2 separate regions of the Homo sapiens genome follow, and region 1 is linked to region 2. The links are chromatin contacts, found by Hi-C in ENCODE. All regions are on one chromosome and are shown on one strand. Each heading gives the region's core, a stretch centred on a gene start or an enhancer-like site at or near the end of the contact. The rest is flanking DNA. Distances are from core to core; before and after follow the strand shown. Region 1 has its middle 160 kb from the start of LINC02219. Region 2 has its middle 22 kb from the start of LINC02997.

What was found. A loop is a pair of places that touch in the nucleus more often than their neighbours do. Pooled maps may share reads with other maps.
Region 1: a loop to region 2 is called in a pooled map of heart left ventricle, with 2.0 times the contacts of the local background. The contact joins two enhancer-like sites. A Hi-C loop is called at or near these places in 1 of 168 maps with a recorded cell type or tissue (Right ventricle myocardium inferior) and 2 of 50 pooled maps.

Annotation. Positions count from the first base shown.
Region 1 is chr5:68,025,206-68,030,117 of GRCh38, reverse strand. No RefSeq gene overlaps it. Among named protein-coding and RNA genes, the nearest start is that of LINC02219, 160 kb to the left of the region's middle. Within about 2 kb of position 2,301, at least 6 of the 41 ENCODE cell types and tissues checked have a DNase peak (open chromatin) inside an H3K27ac peak, as active enhancers do.
Region 2 is chr5:67,812,850-67,817,597 of GRCh38, reverse strand. No RefSeq gene overlaps it. Among named protein-coding and RNA genes, the nearest start is that of LINC02997, 22 kb to the right of the region's middle. Within about 2 kb of position 1,982, at least 10 of the 41 ENCODE cell types and tissues checked have a DNase peak (open chromatin) inside an H3K27ac peak, as active enhancers do.

The sequences.
Region 1 (4,912 bases), core at 1,052-3,551, 210 kb before region 2:
ACTGTTCTAATGCAGGGTTAGACATTCCGAAGTTAACCCTTCACCCTTTTCCCCCATAGGTCTTTCTCAGCAAATGACAGATGGACACAGGTGAATTGACCCAGATCTTCATCCTATGTCAGGAGAATCCTCACTCAACTCACTAGGTACATTTGAGTTAACCTTAGTTAAGGCTCTTTTGAGGTATCCATTTAATAAACTGTTAGTACAGTTCATCTGAATTCAGTTATTTCTGATAAAAACTTAGATTTTTTTAAAAAGGGCTATATAGGGTAAACTATAACATTTACCTTTAACATCTGAAATGGACTAGTTAGTACTAGGAGGCCACATGCTCCACGGGCTTTTGCTTCAACTTGTCTTGAACCCTTGGAGACATCATTCACCCCTCTAGTCCTTGTTTTCCTTGCTTGTATATGGGGTGGATGTTGTTTAAAGTTCCCTCCAGAATTGACTTATCTAAGAAATTACAGATACCGTTTTCATTTGTTCACATGTAAGTTATAAGAGCATGCATGAAGGTACTGGTGAGTGTGGTGGCTCATGCCTGTAATCCTAGCACTTTGGGAGGCCAAGGTGGGAGGATTGCTTGAGCTCAGGATTTTGAGACCAGCCTGGGCAACAGCAAGACCTAATCACTATAAAAAATTCAAAAATTAGCTGGGCGTGGTAGTGCACGCCTGCAGTCCCAGCTACCTGGGGGGCTGAGGTGGGAGGATAGCTTAGGAGGTCAAGTCTGCAGTGAGCCATGATGGTGCTACTATACTTGAGCCTGGGCAACAAAGCAAGACCCTGTCTCAAAAAATAAAAAGTTTAAGCTTCTCACTCTTCCTGTTGTTGACCTCAGTGGTCCTTCTAAGGATACAAGCTGCTCCCTCTTAAAGAGGCTCTGTAGTTTTTACTCTCTCTCTCTTTCTGTCTTGCTCGCACATTCATATACCATTTGAGGCTCACATAATGGATCAGGCTATTTACTTTCCCTTTCAAGAAACCTTGTCATTTGATTGGGATAGATCTGATATCTGGGACATCTGGGTCATGTGTTATTAGGAGGAGAATCTAACTGACCTTTCCCACCTCCCCACCTCCTATAATAAATGCTTCTCTCTAACATCTTCTGCTTTCTTCTCTTTAAAGTGACCCCTGCCTATAGCAACCTTATGAGTGGGCACAGGGCATAGTTAACTTCCAGAGGCATTTGCTGTCTCAGACAGAGCTGCAGCTGCCTGGGGCTGGTAGAAAGTCTACTGGTTGATCATCAGTTCGGACTAATCATTACCCACTAAGCATAGATGACCATGTGGAGGGCAGGCTGCAATGGACGGTGCTTTACTTTCCCTTGCCAGGGCTGTCTAGATGAACCAGACTTCCACCAAACTGGAAGTAGCATTGGAGACACTTTCCAGGTTACAGTGTGAGGTGTTAGAATGAATACTCCAGTTCAGTGTGGGTGGACTCACGTATCTGCATTTTAAACAAGTGCCCATTTGATTCTTGTGGAAACTAACTTTTCTTCCAAGCTGTAACCGCTAGCTAACTTTATATTACATAGTCATCTGATTATTGCCTTCCTGCTTCACACCCACTCCCTGCCCTCCCTGTAGAATGCTCCAGGATTATACAAAATTTGTCTTTTGGCTTGCTACTACATGTATCTCCAGAATCTGGTACATAATAGATGTTTAAATGACTACTTATTAAATGAGTTAAAGTCTAAAAAACAGTCTATCTTGACAGGTTGCAGAATACTGATGACTCATGTGTTTCTTATAATAAAATTTCCTCCTGATATGTTGTGATAACATTCTTGTGAGTGTGTTTGAATATGTGGAGGTAGATGGAAGGAAAGATTGGTTTAATTCACTACTCTGCCCCAGGATTTAGGATGTGGACTTGAGCCAAATAAATGCAATATCTCTGGATTTTAAACTAGACCACTTATACTGTGGGCCTATATGCTTTTAAAAACATTATTTCTGTTAAAACCAGACTTCTATACTGAACCAATTGAACAGATAGTCTAGAATAAAATAATTTGCTGTTAGAGTTTGACTGTAAATCAGCCTCTGTATAAAGAAAATGTTTGACGGTCTTATGGCAGTGAAACATAAACAAACTGTAAATACATTCTTTTCACTGGTTTGTCAGGCTGGGCAAAACTTGACTGTTCACATCATCTTTGTATGGTCTATCAAAGTCTCAAATGAAAATATATTTTTGAGCTTTGTAAGATCCCAACAAAGAAAAATAAAGAGTTCCTTCGTCTACAGACCAAGCACAAGTATTAGGTGGCCTGCCAAGCTCCAAGCAGAACAAGAATGTGGCTGTTGCAGCCAAGTTCAGCTATCATAAATTTAAATATGCATTCCTTCTACTTGAGAATGGCTTATTTCCGTCACTTAGAGGAAGAGCTGACTCTTCCCTTGCAGACAAGCACCAGGCTTGGAAAAAAGCTATAAAGTAAATTAAAGTACCACAAGGTATTTACTAGCCTGCAAAATGTGCACCACGTTTAAGATCTTTCCAGCATGCTTCGTGATGAGGCTAAACAGATGAAATTATGCAACTATAGCCAAACTCCATCTCCAGTCTTACCTGTAAATGGTAACTCACAACCAAAGGGAGCAGAAAAAGAAATACTGGAAAGGAGAGAAACCAAATTTTGTGCTGCTTCACTGAGAAACATTTAAATGAAGGATAAAGAGCCAAGGGAAGCACCGGGAAAGAAAATATAATTTTCACTACACTCTATCGGAACCACCACCCCGATAATAGTGTTATTGGCACATTAGCTGTATGGTTGTGTTTACTGAAGTATTCTTTGGATACAGGTCATATGGTCAGGCTATCCTGTATTTAAAAAGCAAGATTGGTCTTAGAGATAAGACCAGGCAAGTCATCAAATATAATGCTTAATTATGTGGAGGGAGGACATTTACAACCAGGAACCGGAACTGAGCTGAGATGTTGAAGTGATTGACCAGTGAGAATTCACTTGAAGCCTGAACAGGGACAAAGAAAAGGATGTTTGGACACTGACTCTTACGTATCAAAAAGAAAAAAAGGATTTGCATGGGGCAGCAAAATGAAAGTTAGGAAGCAAGAATCCTTGAAAATTTCTATAAACATTGTGAATTGACATTGCCTTGTATCCAAATTAACTCTGGTAGCTCCACGTTACCTTGACGGGTGAATATTTTCTCACATCTTTGATTTTTTTCTTATGATTTTATCATGTAAATAAAGAAGAAGGAAGAAGGGAAGGTAATGAACATGTATTGAGTGTCTACTATGTGTCCAGAGTGTTACATATGTGCTCATAAAGTTCCCAAATTCTCTTGCCTTTGGGGTTTCTTTTAAATGCTCAACAAATGTAACCCGATGCTCCATTCCACAGGTTCTCATCTTCCTGAGTTTCCCCTTTCTTAGTAATCTTGTGCTTGCTAGAAAATGCACCCTCAGTCCTCTGATCTGGCTTTTGTCATCTCTCACATTAGACTTCTCTTTCAGGCATTTCTCTTCACACTTTTTGATTTCTGTAATGCCCTCTGGCTTCTCCCCACCCTGAGGCACTCTTGGTATGAACAAATACTCTTCTCCTTTTCTCAGAAAGCATGGTTACTACCTACCAATTTTTAATGTATGATAAAACTTTACAAATAGCTTGAGAATAACAGAAGACAATTACAATGCCAAGATGGAAAATTCAGACTATATATCAGACATTCCTACTCCTGGAAACACAAACCAAGCTCCTTCACAAAGGATCAGTGATTGGTTGCTTCCTCCTGAGCCCCAGTCTGCTACCCTGGTCAGGGGCTGTCCCCACTCCCTCAACTCTGTACTCACTAGACTTAGGCCAAGTTTCCCTCAACCTGTCTTAATGTCCCAGACCTGTCTTAATGTCTTAATTATTGTGCATAGAAGTCTAGCTCCTCATTCTCCAAAATGTCTTAGTTGTGAAATGGGATTTGGCCTTTTCCTTTGGATAATGAAATCCCCCTTGAAATGCTCTTCACAGACAAAAGCGTCAACTTCCTCCAAAAGCACATTCTTGAGCAACAGTTACAAATTGCAGGTGGCTTTCAGATAGTAATTATATATATATATTTTAATTATTATATGTATATATATATTTTTCTTCTTCTTAGACATGGCTACACACATTGCTATGATCTGAATATGTCACCCCAAATTTATGTGTTGGAAACTTAATTTCCAATGCAACTGTGTTGGGAGGTGGGGCCTAGTAAGAGGTGTTTAGGTCATGAGGGCTCTGCCCTCATTAATGGATTAATGCCACGATCTAAAGGGCTTGTGGGGTTGGGTTTGCTCTCTTCTGCTCTTCTGCCATGTGAGGACACTGTAAGAAGTCCTTACCAGATGTTGGTGCTATGATCTTGGACTTCTCAGCCTCCAGAACCGTGAGGAATAAATTTTTGTTCTTTATAAACTACCCAGTCTCAGGTATTTTGTTATAGCAGCAAATATTAAGTAAAATATATGTAGCCCAAATTTTCTATCTATTTAATTGCTCATTGTCTGTCTTCCCTTACTGGAATGTAAGCTCCATAAAGGTATGATTTTTGTGTATGTATGTATTGCTATATCTAAAACAGTGTCTGACACTTAATAGGCACTCAGTATACGTTTGTCAAGTGAATAAATCTTATTTAACCCTCAATATAAGCCTGTGGGATAAGTATTATATTTTATTTATTTATTTTTTTTATTTTTAAGAGATAGAGTCTTGCTCTATAACCTACGCTGGAGTGCAGTGGCATGATCATAGCTCACTGTAACCTTGAAAACTCCTGGGCTCAAGTGATCCTCCTGCCTCAGCCTCCTGAGTAGCTGGGACTAAAATACATATTTTAAATATATATATATATTTTATATATTATAAAAATAT
Region 2 (4,748 bases), core at 733-3,232:
GTACATATAGCTCACATTTATTTCAGTGTTAAATATTAGAAGTGTTTTGGTTTTTCTTTAGAAGTTTGGTGATGTTTTTGTGAACGGAAATAGGCCATTACTGTTATTTATATCAATTAGCCTACAATAAAATTGGTTTTGTTTTTTGGCATTTCACTAAGTGAGGACTTAGCTGTATTGTTTGTTTTAATAAAAAATATAATTGCTCCTCCATCTCTTTAAGTATAATTGACCCTCTAGGAGAGGGGGCATGGTTAGACTATGGCTTTGAATGTCCTCTGGGTACAAATGGGTGTTAAGAATCTATCTGCTTTGAGGATTCAGGTACCAGTTCGAGAAATGCCAGGCTATGCAGTACTGCTCCTTTAGCGGAGGTTACAGAGCCATAGATGGCCATGTGTTTGGGATGTTATCAAGGGAATTTGTGCACTCAGTAAAAGGTTAGACTAGAGGAGGCTTAATGACGTCTAGTTTTCTATGGCATTAACATAACATAATGATTGAGGGTAAGGTTGTAGAGTCAGATGGGCCTGGGATTTGACTCCAACACCTGGCAGTTGTATGCTTTGAGGCAAGTTATTTAATGTCTTAAAGGCTCAGTTTCTGAAAGAGTAAAGAGTAGTTAATTATACCTACCTCATAATGGGTGTTGGAAGGATTAAATTAGCTGGTATACTGAAAGTACTTAGCTCAGAGTCTGGCACATGTTAAATGTTCATAAATGGTGGCCATTGTTCTGTTTTTTACCAAGGGGGCTCTGGGACAGGAGTGGAAATGAGCCCTCAGGCCATCTCCTTACACTTTCCTTCTCTGTGCTTGCTCCCCTCCTTGCTTTGCCCCAGTTGTAGGAGGTGATTGGAGCTTTGCCTGGCAAAACATGATGGACTGATCATGAGCCATTTCTTCTGCAGCAAATAAAAATGTTTTGGATCCTATTTCCTGCCTATGGTCTTGCACATCCTTGGAGGAACAGTCAACTGCACTGAAGCATTTCTTCCTCCCTCTAACTGCTCTGTAGGATGGGGTAATGGGCATGTTGTTGGCTGCAGCAAAAGGTGTCCACCAGGGCTTTTTCCCCTCTTAATACTATGTAGCAAGACAGGTAACAATTTGACCTTCTTATATTTATCACAAATAAGGAGAGCAAGTGATAAAGTATAGTAAGGACATATGAATTCTACATAGAAAAAAAAGCCAGTGAGAAAGTGTTCTCTTTCTCTCTCCTTTTAATGAGTCAGACATTGTAACCACATTTCTTTGCTAACCAGTCATTTGTAATGCATAGAAATTTAGTCAGCTAGAGCCTGTCTTCCAGGTGAGCGGTGCCAAAACCAATCGATCGTTTCTGATGCTGCTTCTGTAACTGTGCCATGGAACTAGCCATAGTTATGAACATTCTGCTGCTCTGTGCTGCCTCAGAACATTCCCCACAGGCCTTTGTGCCTTCTCGTCATCATTATCAGTATTATCCCTGTGATCAAAATACATGAATTTTGTTTTCTGTTTGAAAAAGCACTGCACTAGGCAAAATTTGGGAACAGTCAGATCCCTGCTTCAAACAAATTTACACTGTGAAGATCACCGTAAGAGGTGAGCAACTCTGAATAAACATATTGCTCAAATAAGCAGTGTCACAATGACTTCTTAGAATGGACTGTTCACGAGATAATCAGGCCTTGGGTAGGAAAACAGATAAAACAGAAGGTTACTGTTGATTAATGTTTTATTTTTGCTGAGCCAGTTTGATGCCCTTAACTACCATTTCTGTGCAGCAAAAGGGGCCAGCAAAGACCTTTCTGATAAAAGTTCAAAAAGCCTTATTGTAAGAGTGACAAAAATGTTAGTGAGTAGAGTCCTTATCGTGGATAATGGAATAGTTCCTCTTGGTGGAAATGGGCTGTTCTGCCAAGGGAACTCAAGGGAGTGATTGGGAGGTTTTTGTATATTATGTAAGCAAGTTTATTTTGGGAGCTCGGGGCAGAGTGTGCTGCTGTCTTTAACCACATGTGCTTATTTCCATAATGACCACTTCTTTCCTGGGCTGTGTGGAACATCATCTACATTAGTGCCGGGTGAGCAGCCGTGAAGAGGTGGTAAGGCACCAAAACTAGTGAGATGCTCTGATGATGCTTGTTGAACTCTGCCCAGAAGTAAACATCTGAATTTGGAAATGTAAAGATATTACCAGTTAAACCAATCCATTGCATTTGGATTCCCATTCACAAATGCATCCAAAAGCCCCTTACAATACTCAGCTTTCACTCTCTGAGTAAAAGTCTCTATCTTTTCTAGTTTATTCACTTAAAATAAGTATTGACCAGAAATTGTTTATGAACTCATAGTGCAAATTCTGTAGGCCTCAAACTTAAAACCCTAAATAGTTATGGCTTTATGTTTTGAAAGTTCGTGTCCTTCCTAGGATTTTCTCAGCTCTACTGTTGCCTACTTCCTTCTTCTTTATATTGTTCTGCAGCCTGCATTTTTCTGAATATGTTTCTTTCATTTTCATGAAGCTGGTGCTTGATCTGATCTCTCCACTTCCTTCTTAAAATTGGTTTGGCAAGTATGAAAGTATAGTTTTTACAATGGTAAAAATCATGATTCTCAGGCAAATGCAAAACAAGCACATGACAATGATTTTATTTAATTCATTAAATAATGGAGGGGGCAGGTAAAACAGTAAAACCAGCCCAAAAAGCACTGGAAACGTGACATATATAGTCAATTCAACAAAGAAATGTTAGGATATAATTTCTGGGTTAGGCACAACACTGGTTAATGTCCAGCAGGTCCGTTGGTTCACACTGTTAGTCTATTTACTCTGGATTAAATTTATTTATGTTTCTAGTAATAAAAATGTCCATGTTGGCTGTTACAGAGTTGTAAATTGTTGTAAAAAGTGCACCCTAGCACTGTACTGAAAGTACACCCAGTAATCTCCTTTCAAAATATTGGAATAATATTTTTAGACACAATCTAGTCTCTCACATTGCAAAAATAGAAAGAAAGCAAGCAAAAATCAAAAATATTCTCTTCCTCATCTCAATTCATTTCTTCCCTATTGCTCTCATGCCCTTTCATAGCCAAAGTAGTAGAAAGAGTTGTCTAGTTTCACTGGCTTCATTTCCTCACCTCTCACTTACTCTCCAGTCCACTCCGATATGAATTCTAGCGCCATCATTTTTTTCTCATCTTCTGCTGTGGTCACCAGTGACCTACATCTTTCTAGATCCAATGAATGTTTTTTATTCCTTATCTTATCCGACCTTTCAGCAGCTTTTGAATTTAACCACACATTCCTTGATACATTCTCTTCCTTTGGCTTCTGGGCGCTAATACTCTCCTGGCTTTTCGCCTGCTTCTTAGGATCCTTCTTCTCTGTCTCCTTGGCAGGCTTATTCTGTACTGCTCTGACATTAAATGTTGGGATTTCTCCATGTCGGGCTCTAGACCCTCTGTTCTTCAGTACTTTCTTCTCAGACACCACCCAAGCTCATAACTTCAGTTATCCCCATTTGCAGATGAAGCACACATTTGTTATCTCCAGGCTACATACTTCTGCTCATATACATGCCTGCTTGCTTGACACCCTCTTTTGAATTCCTAGAGACATTTCAAGTTTAATCAGGATAAACCTGAACTTATGAATTCCACTCTCCAACACCCCTAATTAAAGCAAGTCTTCTCCCAGTGTCCCTATCTTAGACAATACTACCTACTCAGCAATGCAAGCAGCAACCTAGGGAGCAACTGAGACATATCACTCACACCAAACCCTGTTGCCTTCAGACTCACTGTGGATGTCTACCTCCATGCAGAGCTGCTCTCCAGAATTCAAAGAAATGGCCTTTAGAATTTATTTTTATTTATTTACTTGTTTTATTAATTTTTTATTTTTTATTTCAATAGGCTTTTGGGGAACAGGTGATATTTGGTTACATGAATAAGTTCTTTGGCGGTGATTTCTGAGATTTTGGTGCACCCATCACCCTAGCAGTGTACACTATGCCCAATGTGTAGTCTTTTATCCCTCGCCAACACCCACACTTTCTCCCTAGTCCCCAAAGTCCAATGTATGATTTTTATACCTTTGCGTCTTCATAGCTTAGCTCCAAGGTATGAATGAATAAATACAATGTTTGGTTTTTTATTCCTGAGTTACTTCACTTAGAATAATAGTCTCCAGTTCCATCCAGGTTGCAGTGAATGCCCTTATTTTGTTCCTTTTAATGGCTGAGTAGTATTCCATGGTGTGTGTATGCATGTGTGTGTGTATATATATATATATCATATAATATTTTCTTTATCCACTTGTTGATTGATGGGCATTTGGGCTAGTTCCATAGTTTTGCAATTGCAAATTGTGCTGCTATAAACATGCACGTGCAAGTATCTTTTTCATATAATGACTTTTTTTTCCTCTGGGTAGATACCTAGTAGTGGGATTGCTGGATCAAACAGTAGATCTACTTTTAGTTCTTTGAGGAATCTCCACACTGTTTTCCATAGTGTTTGTACTAGTTTACATCCCCACCAACAGTGTGAAAGTGTTCCCTTTTCACTGCATCCCTGCCAAGATCTATTATTTTTTAATTTTTTTATTATGGCCATTCTTGTAGGAGTGATGTGGTATTGCATTGTGGTTTTGATTTGCATTTCCCTGATAATTAGTGATGCTGACCATTTTTCTATATGTTTGCTGGCTCTTTGTATGTGTTCTTTTAAGAATTGTCTATTCATGTCCTTAG